2 separate regions of the Homo sapiens genome follow, and region 1 is linked to region 2. Evidence: chromatin contacts called from ENCODE Hi-C or POLR2A ChIA-PET data. All regions are on one chromosome and are shown on one strand. The core of a region is the stretch at or near the end of the contact, and the rest is flanking DNA. Distances in the headings are between cores, read along the strand shown.

Region 1 (6,308 bases), core at 3,135-5,634, 130 kb before region 2:
TTTAACTTAAATAATCATAGAGTGTTTGGGAAGGAATAATTATGACTGGTTTTTTTTTGAAAAACATATTTATTTATTTATTTAAAACACAGAAGGATGGGGGGGCTTCTCACTATGTTGCCCAGGCTGGTCTCGAACTCCTGAGGTAAGCCATTCTCTGTCTCAGCTTCCCAAAGTAATGAGATTACAGGCCTGAGCCACCATGTCCAACCTATGCCGGGCTCTTGCTGTTGAGTCTTCAATATGTGCCCATTATGGGGATGAGCACTCACTTTTCTCTCATCCTCATTTGACAGCTGAGATCCCTGAAGCTGGGAAAAGTCATATGAACAGAACCCAAATAAATAGTTGCTGCGTCACAAATCTTTCTGTCTTTGTGATCAAAGTCACACATGGATGTGCTTTTTGAATGAGGAAATTCTCATGAAACGTTACCAGCTTATTTTTTCTTCAAGCAACTCTTTTATTAACAAGTTCTCAGGAAAGTTTAAGTATAAACCAACTAATTCTGAGGAAGGACTTAATTTTTGAACTTTAAGTTCAGATTAAATAAGCACTTGTGAAAACTGTGCATAGAAACTTTCAACCAATTGGTGGTTTTCCACTCAATTGAAACTTGGCCAGAGTGGTGGCTCAGGTCTGTAATCCCAGCACTTTGGGAGACGGAGGTGAGAGGATTGCTTGAGGCCAGGAGTTCAAGGCTAGCCTGAGCAACATAGCAAGACCCTCTCTCTACAAAAAATAAAAAATTAGTGAATTGTGGTGGTGCACACCTGTAATCCCAGTGCTTTTGGGGGCCAAGGCAGGAAGATCGCTTAGGCCAGGAGTTTGGAGTTTGAGGTGACAGTGAGCTATAATCTTGCCACTGCACTCCAGCTTCGGCAATAGAGCGAGACTCTATCCTTCAGTTTTTAAAAAAACAAATAAATAAATAAAAACTTGCCTTAACTTAGGAATGGAAATCCTGGGGAGTAAATATCTAAATTCTAGTGCTTTTTGTTGATGGAGTTTAAAAGCACAAAGCGCATATAAATACAATGTTTATTTAAAGCCTGACAACCAGGCCACACATGGGTTTGATCTGTTCAATTGGTAAAAGGGCATATTAGATACCACTGTGTCCAGTGCTTGTTCTCAGGCCCAGAGGTGAGAAGGCCACATTCCCTTCCAAGCGCTGGTCATCTACTTAATCTCAGGTAAATAGCAGGGAAGTGTTCTTCTCCCACAGCGCCCTCATTCATACAGTTTCGATCCTTGCATTTGCCACGGTGGCTCTGTAAGGGTTAAAGGGAGACTGCTCAGGCACTGGGTTCCTAGGAGAAATGGAAGAGTTTTCTGAGAAGAAACAGATGCTCCAGTGTATTTCGTTTTATCTGGGTGGATACTTTGTACAAGCAGCCAGCCAGGTTGGAGGTGATGGCCTGCTGCTTCTATGATAGACTGCTATGTCACGGAGAGAGCTTCCAGTCCCGGGCTGAAAGAGGATGCTAACTGTCTCTCAATTCAAGTTCTCATATTTCTCCAGAATAGCCGAAGATAGCAAAGGCCAGTCAATATAGTCACGATTCCAAGTCCTTGTCTGACTCTCTTAACTGTTGGACGCTACCAGCAGGGCAGCTATTATGCAAGATACAAGCAACCCAGGAAGTGGCATGGAAAGAATTAAGACGGGGTCAAAATCATAATCTTACATAGATCACTTCAAAATATTTAAAGGCATACATTCTTACATTTAAAGAAAAAAGGAACACACTCTTGACTTAAAGATTAAAAAACAGACACAAGTCTCTACAAACCTGGAGGAGCTAAGGCTGACTTGGTCTGATAAGAGATTAGGCTGTTTTAGATGTGGTAACCCCTGGCTAACTAAGATCACTGTTTTATCTTTTAAAAAAAATCTCAGTTCATAGTTGTCTGTCCTTTTTATTCTCCAATAAAGTGAAAAAGTGGGCATTTGTTTGTTAACACATTTGGTCACAGAAAAGATGGTAAAAATAAAATAAAATGTAAATTTCTAGCCAGGCGCGGTGGCTCACCTATAATCCCAGCATTTTGCGAGGCCAAGGCAAGCGGATCAGTGAGGTCAGGAGTTCGAGACCAGCCTGGCCAATATGGTGAAACCCGGTCTCTACTAAAAATGCAAAAATTAGCCAGATGTGGTGGCACGCACCTGTAATCCCAGCTACTCAGGAGGCTGAGGCAGGAGAATCGCTTGAACCCGGGAAGCAGAAATTGCAGTGAGCCAAGATCAGGCCATTGCACTCTAGCCGGGACATCACAGCGAGACTCTGTCTCAAAAATAAATAAATAAAATGTAAATTTCTAGATCAACTCTTTTGGAAAGATGGCAGCCAGTCAAGTTGACAAATTCCAGTTAATGTGACAGTCTGACTGCAGCACTCTATTTTGCCTTCCAGCACCCATCTCCGTAGAGTCCTCATTCTAACTGTACAGGTGTTCATCTCTCGTTTGGGTGGCAGACCCCAGCAAGACAAAAACCATGTCTTACTTACATTTCTACCTTTCGCTGTCCCACAGAATGCTTTGCACATGTAAACACTAGTTTAAACAGCTGACACTTGTATTGAACTCAAAATGAGGTATATGAAGAGTTGAGGTGAAAAACCGCAATGTGTCCCTGAGAAGCGTCTGTGACCCACAGTAGGTCATATGGAGAAGAGATCAGCAAAAATTCAGCAAAGAGAGAGTGAAAGGGGCAATTTCAATAACTGCTGAAGTGGGTGGTTTGTCTGGATGACAACCTTTCAGAAAGCACTTAAGACAGCCACTCCCTGGGTGTTGGAGTGGGTGCCTGCATGTCCACATTCAGAGAATCTGGCCACATCCGCTCCTCCTCACTCCCTCTAGCTTAATCAGAGGCACCTGATTTTGAATTTTGGGGCCTCTGGTTCCCAGCAGCACAGTTAAGGGCTACGGATTGTCTGGAGAGAGACTGGGTCCCGGTGCAGGCTTTTTTTTTTTTTTTTAAAGACGGAGTATTGCTCCATCGCCAGGCTGGAGTGCAGTGGCGCAAAGTCGGCTCACTGCAACCTCAGCCTCCTGGGTTCCAGCGATTTTCCTGCCTCAGCCTCCCAAGTAGCTGGGACTACAGGCACACGCCACCACGCCCAGCTAATTTTTTGTATTTTAGTAGAGATGGGGTTTCCCCATGTTGGTCAGGCTGGTCTCAAACTCCTGACCTCAGGTGATCCGCCCATCTCGGCCTCCCAAAGTGCTGGGATTACAGGCGTGAGCCACCACGCCCGGCCCCGGAGCAGGCTTTTACGCATGCCCCGCGCGCCCCCTTGTGTCCGGAATTTATTCCTTCCGGTGGGTTCGCGGTCTAGCTGACCAAGAACGGAACTGGGGACTTTCGCAGTGAGAGTTACAGCTCTTAAAGATGGCACCGACCCAGGCCGGGCGCGGTGGCTCAGGCCTGCAATCCCAGCACTTTGGGAGGCGGAGGCAGGTGAATCACGAGGTCAGGAAATCGAGACCATCCTGGCTAACATGGTGAAACCCCGTCTCCACTAAAAATACAAAAAATTAGCCAGGCATGGTGGCTGGCACCTGTAGTCCCAGCTACTTGGGAGGCTGAGCCAGGAAAGTGGCATGAACCCGCGAGGCAGAGCTTGCAATAAGCCGAGATCGTGCCAATGCACTCCAGCCTGGGCAACAGAAGGAGACACTGTCTCAAAAAAAAAAAAAAAAGAAAGAAAGAAAGAAAGAAAAAAAAAAGATGGCACCACCGCAAAGAGTGAGCACCAGCAAGATTTATTGTGAGGAGGGAAAGAACAAAGCTTCCACAGCCTGGAAGGGGACCTGAGCAGAGATTAGGGGGCCAGTTTTTATTCCCTTGTTTGTCCCCACCCATGTCCTGTTCATTGGTCCATTTTACAAACCTCTAGCTAGCTACAGAGCGCTGATTGGTGCATTTTTACAGAGCACTGATTGGTGCATTTTACAAACCTCTTGTAGAAAAGGTGTCTAAGTCCTCTGGGCGCGGTGACTCACACCTGTAATCCCAGCACTTTGGGAGGCTGAGGCGGGCGGATCACGAGGTCAGGAGATAAAGACCATCCTGACTAACACAGTGAAACCCCCGTCTCTACTAAAAATACAAAAAAATTAGCCTGGCATGGTGGCGGGCGCCTGTAGTCCCAGCTACTGGGGAGGCTGAGGCAGGAGAATGGCGTGAACCCGGGAAGCAGAGCTTGCAGTGAGCTGATATCGTGCCACTGCACTCCAGCCTGGGCGACAGAGCGAGACTCCGTCTCAAAAAAAAAAAAAAAAAAAAGAAAGAAAAGAAAAGTTCTCTAAGTCCCCACTCGACCCCGGAAGTCCAGTTGGCTTCACCTCTCACCCTCTTCCATGATCAGTTACACTGGGAACAGGCTGCCAAGCCTGACGCAGATGTTTGGAACATATTTCAGCCCTGGCTCTATTAGAGTTCCTTATATTACCAAAGCTGTGCTAGCACCTTCCTCAATGCTATTAGGTTGGCGCAAAAGTTATCGTGGTTTTGGCCACCAAAACCACGATAACTTTTGCGCCAACCTAATACAAAGGGCAGCCCATAATTTTATTTTTCAATGACGATTGGCACTAAGCTAAGGAAACAGTGAGGGATTTTGTTTGTTTGTGTGTTTACTACTGATTGGAATTGTCATTTCTTTTTTCCTTAGGAAACAGCTTTGCATTCTTCTTCCCGTTTCTCCCCATGCCAATTTCTTTGCTCGTGTCTGGGGACACTACTGAGTAACTATTAGAATACATAGGTTCAGTCCTTCCAGACATCACCATTTCCCTCTTCAGCTGTTCTAGCAAACTGATGTGTCTGTTAGTTCATTCACGCAAGCTGGGGATTTTGGATTGTCAGGGGATCCTGTTAGCAGCTCCCTGTGAAAAAGAGTTCTGGTGAATTAGGGATGTGCGTTATAATTGCACCTCTGCCATTCATTCTTGTCTGTGAGACAGGAGATGGGTCATATGGGCTGGGTCCCGATATGTGAATGGCTCATTATGGCACCATTAACATCGTGGATTTGACAGTGTTAACCAGTACAGCCCAGGAAGATGTGACAGTGACCAGGTTGCCTACATCAGAGTCTGCCTGAGTAATGCCACCTAGACACAGCTTTAATTCCGAAACAAAAGTGCTTTCCTTCCTCTACCTATCTCAGCAACACAGTGTTGATGAGCTAATGTAGATGGAAGTGTCTTATGAATACAAGAGACACATACATATTTATAAATAATAAGACCTAGGTATTACTATAACAGGAAGTGCATCCGCAGGTTTGGTTCCTTAAATAAGTTCAGACTGTAAACAGTAACGTCTGCATCCTTAGGAGGAGACACTTATAAATATTTCAAAAGCACCAAGGCACTGCACATACACACAACAGAGATAGTATCTATGCTCAGTGTGCATTCAGCCAATAAGAATTTCTGAGTGTTCTAGTAAGTTGACCAGTTAAGTTTGTTATAATGGCAGCCTTCTGAAGATCTAGATGGATGGAGTTTCTGGAAAACCTCATAGAAGATGCTATTTCAGTGTCACGAACTTGATGATAATAGCATCAATGACTTAAAAAAATTATTCTTTCATGTGTGCTTGAGGAATTGTAAATATGTTTAGTGCATTCAGACCATAAGCCAACCCATACATAAATAGCAGTATTCAAGCCAATAGCTTTGTGGTTATTACACAGGGTTGCCAGTCCTTGACAATCCATTCAACAAAATAGTGTCATTATGTTCCTTTCCAAGAAAGAGAAAATGATATGGATTTTGTAGCATAAATCCATAGCGAAAGGCAGCTGGGAAATAAATGTTTTTAAACTGATGGTCCATTCACATCATTTCCCCTCTATTTCTAGTATCCCCTGTCCTTTGACCTTGCCATCTCCTTCCTGCATTTCTGGTTATGACAGATTTTCCAGTAGTAGGGAGGGGAGTTGGTTCTTAGTGGCAACACCAAAGAGCATGTTTGCAGGAAAGAGCTTGGGATCATGGCAGAGAAGAGGTTACTATTCTAGCTCCTTATCCCCACCTCACCCTCATGAATGGCCTTATGTGATACACACTATATCTGCAACTCTTCAAAAGCACTCTCAACGCTTCTTCATTTCAAATGGCTACAGATGTGGCTGGGAGACCCAATAGAAGGGATTGGCTTTCTTTTTTGTGGGACTGTTATGGGCCTCTATGGGTCAAATGAATTCTGTAGGATCTACCTCTTTGTGAGTAGCAAAATCCTTCTTGGACCTTGTTACCTTGCAAGCAAACATTTCATATATCTCTGT
Region 2 (5,447 bases), core at 612-3,111:
TCCTTACATTTTTAATCTAGCTCTCTCTGGCGAGAGCTCTAACCCTCTGAGGCTCCTCCAGCATTCCTGCAGCAGTTCGGAGTATATTCATCACCTACGATTGTATGGGCCTGAGCACCTCTGCTTGTTTAGACTGAAAGACTAGTCTATGAACAAGTGAGTTAAACTGCTCTATAGAAGTTTGGAATACCAGATATAAAAATTAAATCCTTATGCATACATATGGTGCTAATGATCCAACTTCAGGCAAGATGGGTTGGGCAAGCACAGCTGGTACTTGCTCTCAGAGGCTGTAAATTTGTTTTAAGTTCAGAATATTGTTTCCTGCTATTTTTAAGAGTCAAGAAGGGATTTAGCTGGATTACCCCCATTGAATTTAATGAGAGTTGTGTGCCCCGCCAGGGCTTGGGTAATATTTTGAAAACGTAAACGTCAGTAGTCCTATATGTTTGTTTCATTCATTAATTTGCTTTTTTCTCTCCTTTTCTCTCTCCCTTTCTCCTTTCCTCTGTCCTTCTCTCTTTCTTTTCCCTTTCTATAAATGTTTATGGGTGGTTTGTGTGTTTGTCTTTCTAGCCAGGCTGGAAGTTTCCACATTGAACCTCTCACTCCATAACCCTCCCCAACAAAAGGCATTGATCTAAAAACATATCCTTTAAATAACCAAATTGCCACAAGTTACATGATCAAGACAAGAAGATAAAAGAGCAGTAAAATACAAAAACTTAGAGCGGTTCACCTGGTTAAATGTACAGGATGGGGAAGGACATTGGAAGGTAAAGGCAGACTGTCATTCTCTGAAGCGAGAAGTGCCTGAAACATTTTTTCAGGCAAAGCGGTTCCATGTCCTGGTCATTTCAAAAATATCCAAGTTCCTACATTTTATGGTATCATCAGAATATGAAGAGCCAAAAGAATGGATGATGTCATTTTCTGTTCTATAAACAATAAATGTAATGTATTAACAAAGTAAATACAGGCAGAACTGTGTGTGCTGGGGTGGCTTTCTTTATCCTGAATGTGCATGTTTTATAAAGTACATTTAAGGAGAAAAATCAAAACCACACACACATTAACATGTTCCAATATTAACATTTTCTAACATGAGATTATGCAACAGTACATTTCAGGGTCATGGGCGTTGGCATCCAAGGTTGCTCAATCATTCAGTCACCGTTCAGTTGACTGTACTTCATCTACATAATTCAATCTTGCTGCGGAAAAGAGTGGTAAATTTTGGAGAGGGTTTCCCATGCCTTAAGAAGTCCTATTTCATGGCTATGATAGACTAGACATGAAATATATCTCTCCGATGACACTACAGCTGTGAAATATAGCCTGTTTGCACTAAATGAAAGTACTCACATTTTACACATCACATAGCTTACTAGTTTACTTTCCCAAACTGGCTCTGTCTACCCTTTGGGAGGTCACATTATCATTGGGAGAATCCAAACTGCTCCATTTGGACAGTTTTTATGGTGGATTCCTTCCAAAATTTGACATTAGCTCTAGAAAAGGGTTCCTTATAAACTAAAAATGCAAAGTAAATCATTCTTATCTATTCAATAAATCTTCCCATTAAAATTCCTCCTGCCATTGGGGGAGGGGCCATGGAGACAAGGCTCAGAGCAGAAGGCGAGATACTTTGTTAATAAACACAAGCAAGTTAAAGAAGCTCAAAATGAGATAAGGTCTTGGCCTGACCCTAATACAGCATCTAATACCAGACTTCCCTTATTGTTCATAGGGATTCTTTTGAGGCTTATTTTTAAGTTCAACGGTCCAGATGCCCCAGGCGCCTTCCTGTTTGTTTCAATGCTGCCACCTCGTGGACTGCCTAAAGTCAGTGACAAGCCTAAAGGCCCTTCGTCACTGGAGAAAACAGCTGCATCTGCGGGCTTCGTTCTTTATAGGAGGACGAAAGGAGGGGGCAGAAGCCCGAGAATTTCATCTTTAGAATTTTTTTTATTGTTAGCTTATGTTTACCAAAACAACAGTCATACTTGGAATAAGTAGCAATGATTTCATTTTTCCCATACTTAAAAGTTAAGCTCCTTTCAAAAAGAGGCTGTGTAAAATGTCAGGCTGTGGGTTTTAAAAACACCATAGTCCAACAGCACCTTGTAGGGCACACACAAGGCAAGTCATTCCCGTGAATTCATTCACGCTGTCTTTTCAGATTCCTAAGGAAGCCTTTTGAACATTAAAAAAAAGAAAAGAGAAGTAAAAACGGGTAGCTATTGAAATGGGCTTTGGATTTAGATGACCTTACATTGAGGTTTTAAGCCGGGTGAACAATTTATATGTAAATTTAGAAATTAAAAAAGCAGAAATTTATACTTAAATTAATCGACCTTATAGAAGGCATGGAAGAAAAAAAAATAATCCTAAAATGCTTAAGAGATTCTAACCCTGACATTAAAGACCTGAAGCATGAACTGGTGAGGTGGAAATAGAGAAAACCTCCTGGGTGAGGCATTTCGCCAAGTTACTTTCCACTTTTGAGGCTTCATGGGTCAATCTCTAATTAAGATTCTTTTCATTGGTGGGTATCAACTTATATGATTTATCCTCAAGAACAGAATGGCTTTCATATTAAATACTGTGGAAATGGGGAGAGTGCAGCAAATGTAATACACGTGCTTTAGAAAATAGCCTTCCTGGAGATTTTATGTAAACCCAATTTGACAGGCAGTCCATAATCCTTTTAAAGCTGGATTTTTAAAGAAATTACTAAATGTGGTTTTGCAAACATTTTGACATCTCCATGCATCTTTTGGTTTCTTGGTAATCCTGGCTTTCCTGGAATTTTCAAACAGACATAAAGTTGTATAAATCGTGCTTTCCATGAGTGAACCAAGGGCCTTTGTGACCCTAAATGATCAAATTTGCCTTTCTTTGCTTGTCTCTTATTTTTACTTCCCACCCACTGAAGAGTTTCCAACATATGGTTTTAACTGTGAATTTGGCTGGGGCTCTCACAAGACCTTCTGCCACTGGGAACATGACAATCACGTGCAGCTCAAGTGGAGTGTGTTGACCAGCAAGACGGGACCCATTCAGGATCACACAGGTATCACAGAGTTCACTTCGGCTGCATGGCTTTGCAGATTCTCTTTGATTCCGAGGCTGTGTTACTGGGAGGGTTTCTAATGTCTGTGAATTTAGGGCGGGTAGGAATTACTACAGGCGTTCACATGTGCTATTATTTTCTAGAATTAACAATGTCTCTTTCCCTAGTAGCGAGAAGCATAGGGCAAATCATAGTAATGCCCCTTGAAGTTGGCCACTGATTGGCCTCCTTGAAAACAGCAAATTGGGCAAGGATCTATGAATTAGCATTCATCTTATCCTTTTTTTTTTTTTTTTTTTTTTTGAAATGGAGTCTCACACTGTTGCCCGGGCTGGAATGCAGTGGCACTAGCTCCACTCACTGCAACCTCCGCCTCCTGGCTTCACACGATTCTCTTGCCTCAGCCTCCCAAGTACCTGGGATTACAGGCATACACCACCACACCCAGCTAATTTTTTGTATTTTTAGTAGAGACGGGATTTCACCACATTGGCCGGGCTGGTCTCGAACTCCTGACCTTGTGATCCACCCACCTCAGCTTCCCAAAGTGCTGGGATTATAGGTGTGAGGCACCGCAACTAGCCTCATCTTATACTTTTTCTGAACTTCTTATTTTGGGCAATTTCAAACATATTCACAAATGGAAAAGAAATAGTAGAATGAATTCTCTATGTGCACGACCCTGCTTCAACAATTATCAGATCATAGGAAACTTAATTTATGTCTGTCATCCCTGACTCTGAATTATTTTCAAACAAGTCCAAGCATATATTATGTCCCCTCGTTTATTTTACAACTAAAGAAACAATTCACAATGCTTGCTCTCTCCCGACCCTTGAAGGGGAGGTGGGGAAAGACGGTGTGGAATTCTTATTCACTGGGGAAAGATTGAAAGTGTAGTGTATTTCCTTTGAGCAGGTAGAAACCTCACCATGCCCTAGATCACAACCCTCCCACCACCTCCTGCCTTACTTTCTTCCTAAGATTAATTGGTGGGGGAGGAATGGGTTGGGGGACAGAAAAAGCTGGCAGCTTCTCCAGTGAACTCTATTATCTGCCCCCTTCCTGCTACCCACCTAGTCATTTCACTGCCCAACTTGAAGTACAGTATAAAGGACCAGCAGACTGGACGTGGTGGCTCACACCTGTAATCCCAGCACTTTGGGAGGCCAGAACAGGAGAATCAGTTGAGTTAGAGAGTTAGAGACCAGCCTGGGCAACATAGCAAGATACTGACACTACAAAATAAATTTTTTTTTTAAAATCAGCCAGGCATAAGGGCGCACACTTGTAGTCCCAGCTACTCAGAGTCTGTTTTAGGATCCTTTGAGCCTAGGAGTTCAAGGCTGCAGTGACCTATGATCACACCATTGCACTCCAGCCTGGGTGACAGAATTAGAACCTGTCTCTAAAGAGAAAAAAATAAAAATTAAAAATAAAGAAATAACCAGCCATGTCTGGCCCAACACACATGCACACACACACACATACACACACACACATATACACACTCACAACAAACGCCCAATCCATGAACTTCTGCACCCACTCAGAAATACTTACAGAGCACTGCTTGCTCAAGTAGTGGCTTCCCAAAAGGTACCCCAGGGGGGCATTTGCTGATGCTAGGAAATCTCATTAAATTCTCCCCATCTTGGCTCTTTGGGTGAGTGAGTCAGTGGACTGAAGGCTGGGCCAAGGGTACTTCATGCCTTTCCCATTTTGTGGTTCACTTTTCTCCCAGTGAATATAACCATTAAATAGGTTGAATAGGCCTCCTTCCACCACAGCCACCTCCTTGCCTAATGAGAATGACAAGGAAATTGGATAAAATTGGACTCCTTCAAATCTGAGACACTTTCAATTGAATCTTAAGACAGGCAGTTTTAGAAAACTTAAAATACTTTGACTGTAAATGGCACTGTACATATAAATGGCATCAAATTAACTAAATGCAATTAGCCAAAATGAAGGCAGTAATGGTGGAAAAATTGATGCAAAGTGAAGCAAAATGGCTCAGTAGGATCTGACATTCAAAGGAGGTTAAAAGCTATGTTAGCCAGAGACAAAAGCTAAAAGGCTTGCAGAAGTAAAGTGCTAATTGAGAAAATGAAGACAGAGTTCCTGACCCAGAACTGTGATAAAACCCTTGAAAGGGAAAATATCAGTGCTTTATGTGTTAGAGTATCAGAGAAGGAGAGCTTGTCGTAGATTAACAGCTGAGAAGTGCGATTCCTTCAGAAGGGTTTGACTCTTTTGTTCTCTCAGCCACCCAGATTTACTTGGCAGTTGTGCCAGGTCAGCTCCGACTAGAAAGAGCCCCTGCAGTTCTAGAAACACAATCATTTGTGTAGAGAGATGGGTGAGCCCG

Evidence for each region. A loop is a pair of places that touch in the nucleus more often than their neighbours do. ChIA-PET counts read pairs that join two places held with the same protein, here RNA polymerase II (POLR2A). Pooled maps may share reads with other maps.
Region 1: a loop to region 2 is called in a map of heart right ventricle, with 3 times the contacts of the local background. The contact joins two enhancer-like sites. A Hi-C loop is called at or near these places in 20 of 168 maps with a recorded cell type or tissue (CD8-positive, alpha-beta T cell, Caco-2, HCT116 and 11 more), 4 of 37 single-sample maps with no recorded cell type and 3 of 50 pooled maps. POLR2A ChIA-PET finds 5 or more read pairs at or near these places in 2 of 52 experiments (HepG2 and MCF 10A).

What each region holds. Positions count from the first base shown.
Region 1 is chr10:33,316,992-33,323,299 of GRCh38, reverse strand. All of the region lies in intron 2 of NRP1 (neuropilin 1), which reads left to right. Among named protein-coding and RNA genes, the nearest start is that of NRP1, 15 kb to the left of the region's middle. Within about 2 kb of position 4,384, at least 5 of the 41 ENCODE cell types and tissues checked have a DNase peak (open chromatin) inside an H3K27ac peak, as active enhancers do; they include heart right ventricle, where a contact is called at or near this core.
Region 2 is chr10:33,189,910-33,195,356 of GRCh38, reverse strand. NRP1 (neuropilin 1) reads left to right here. Exons shown (of 17, transcript NM_003873.7): 13 at 2,939-3,076. Among named protein-coding and RNA genes, the nearest start is that of IATPR, 76 kb to the right of the region's middle. Within about 2 kb of position 1,861, at least 17 of the 41 ENCODE cell types and tissues checked have a DNase peak (open chromatin) inside an H3K27ac peak, as active enhancers do; they include heart right ventricle, where a contact is called at or near this core.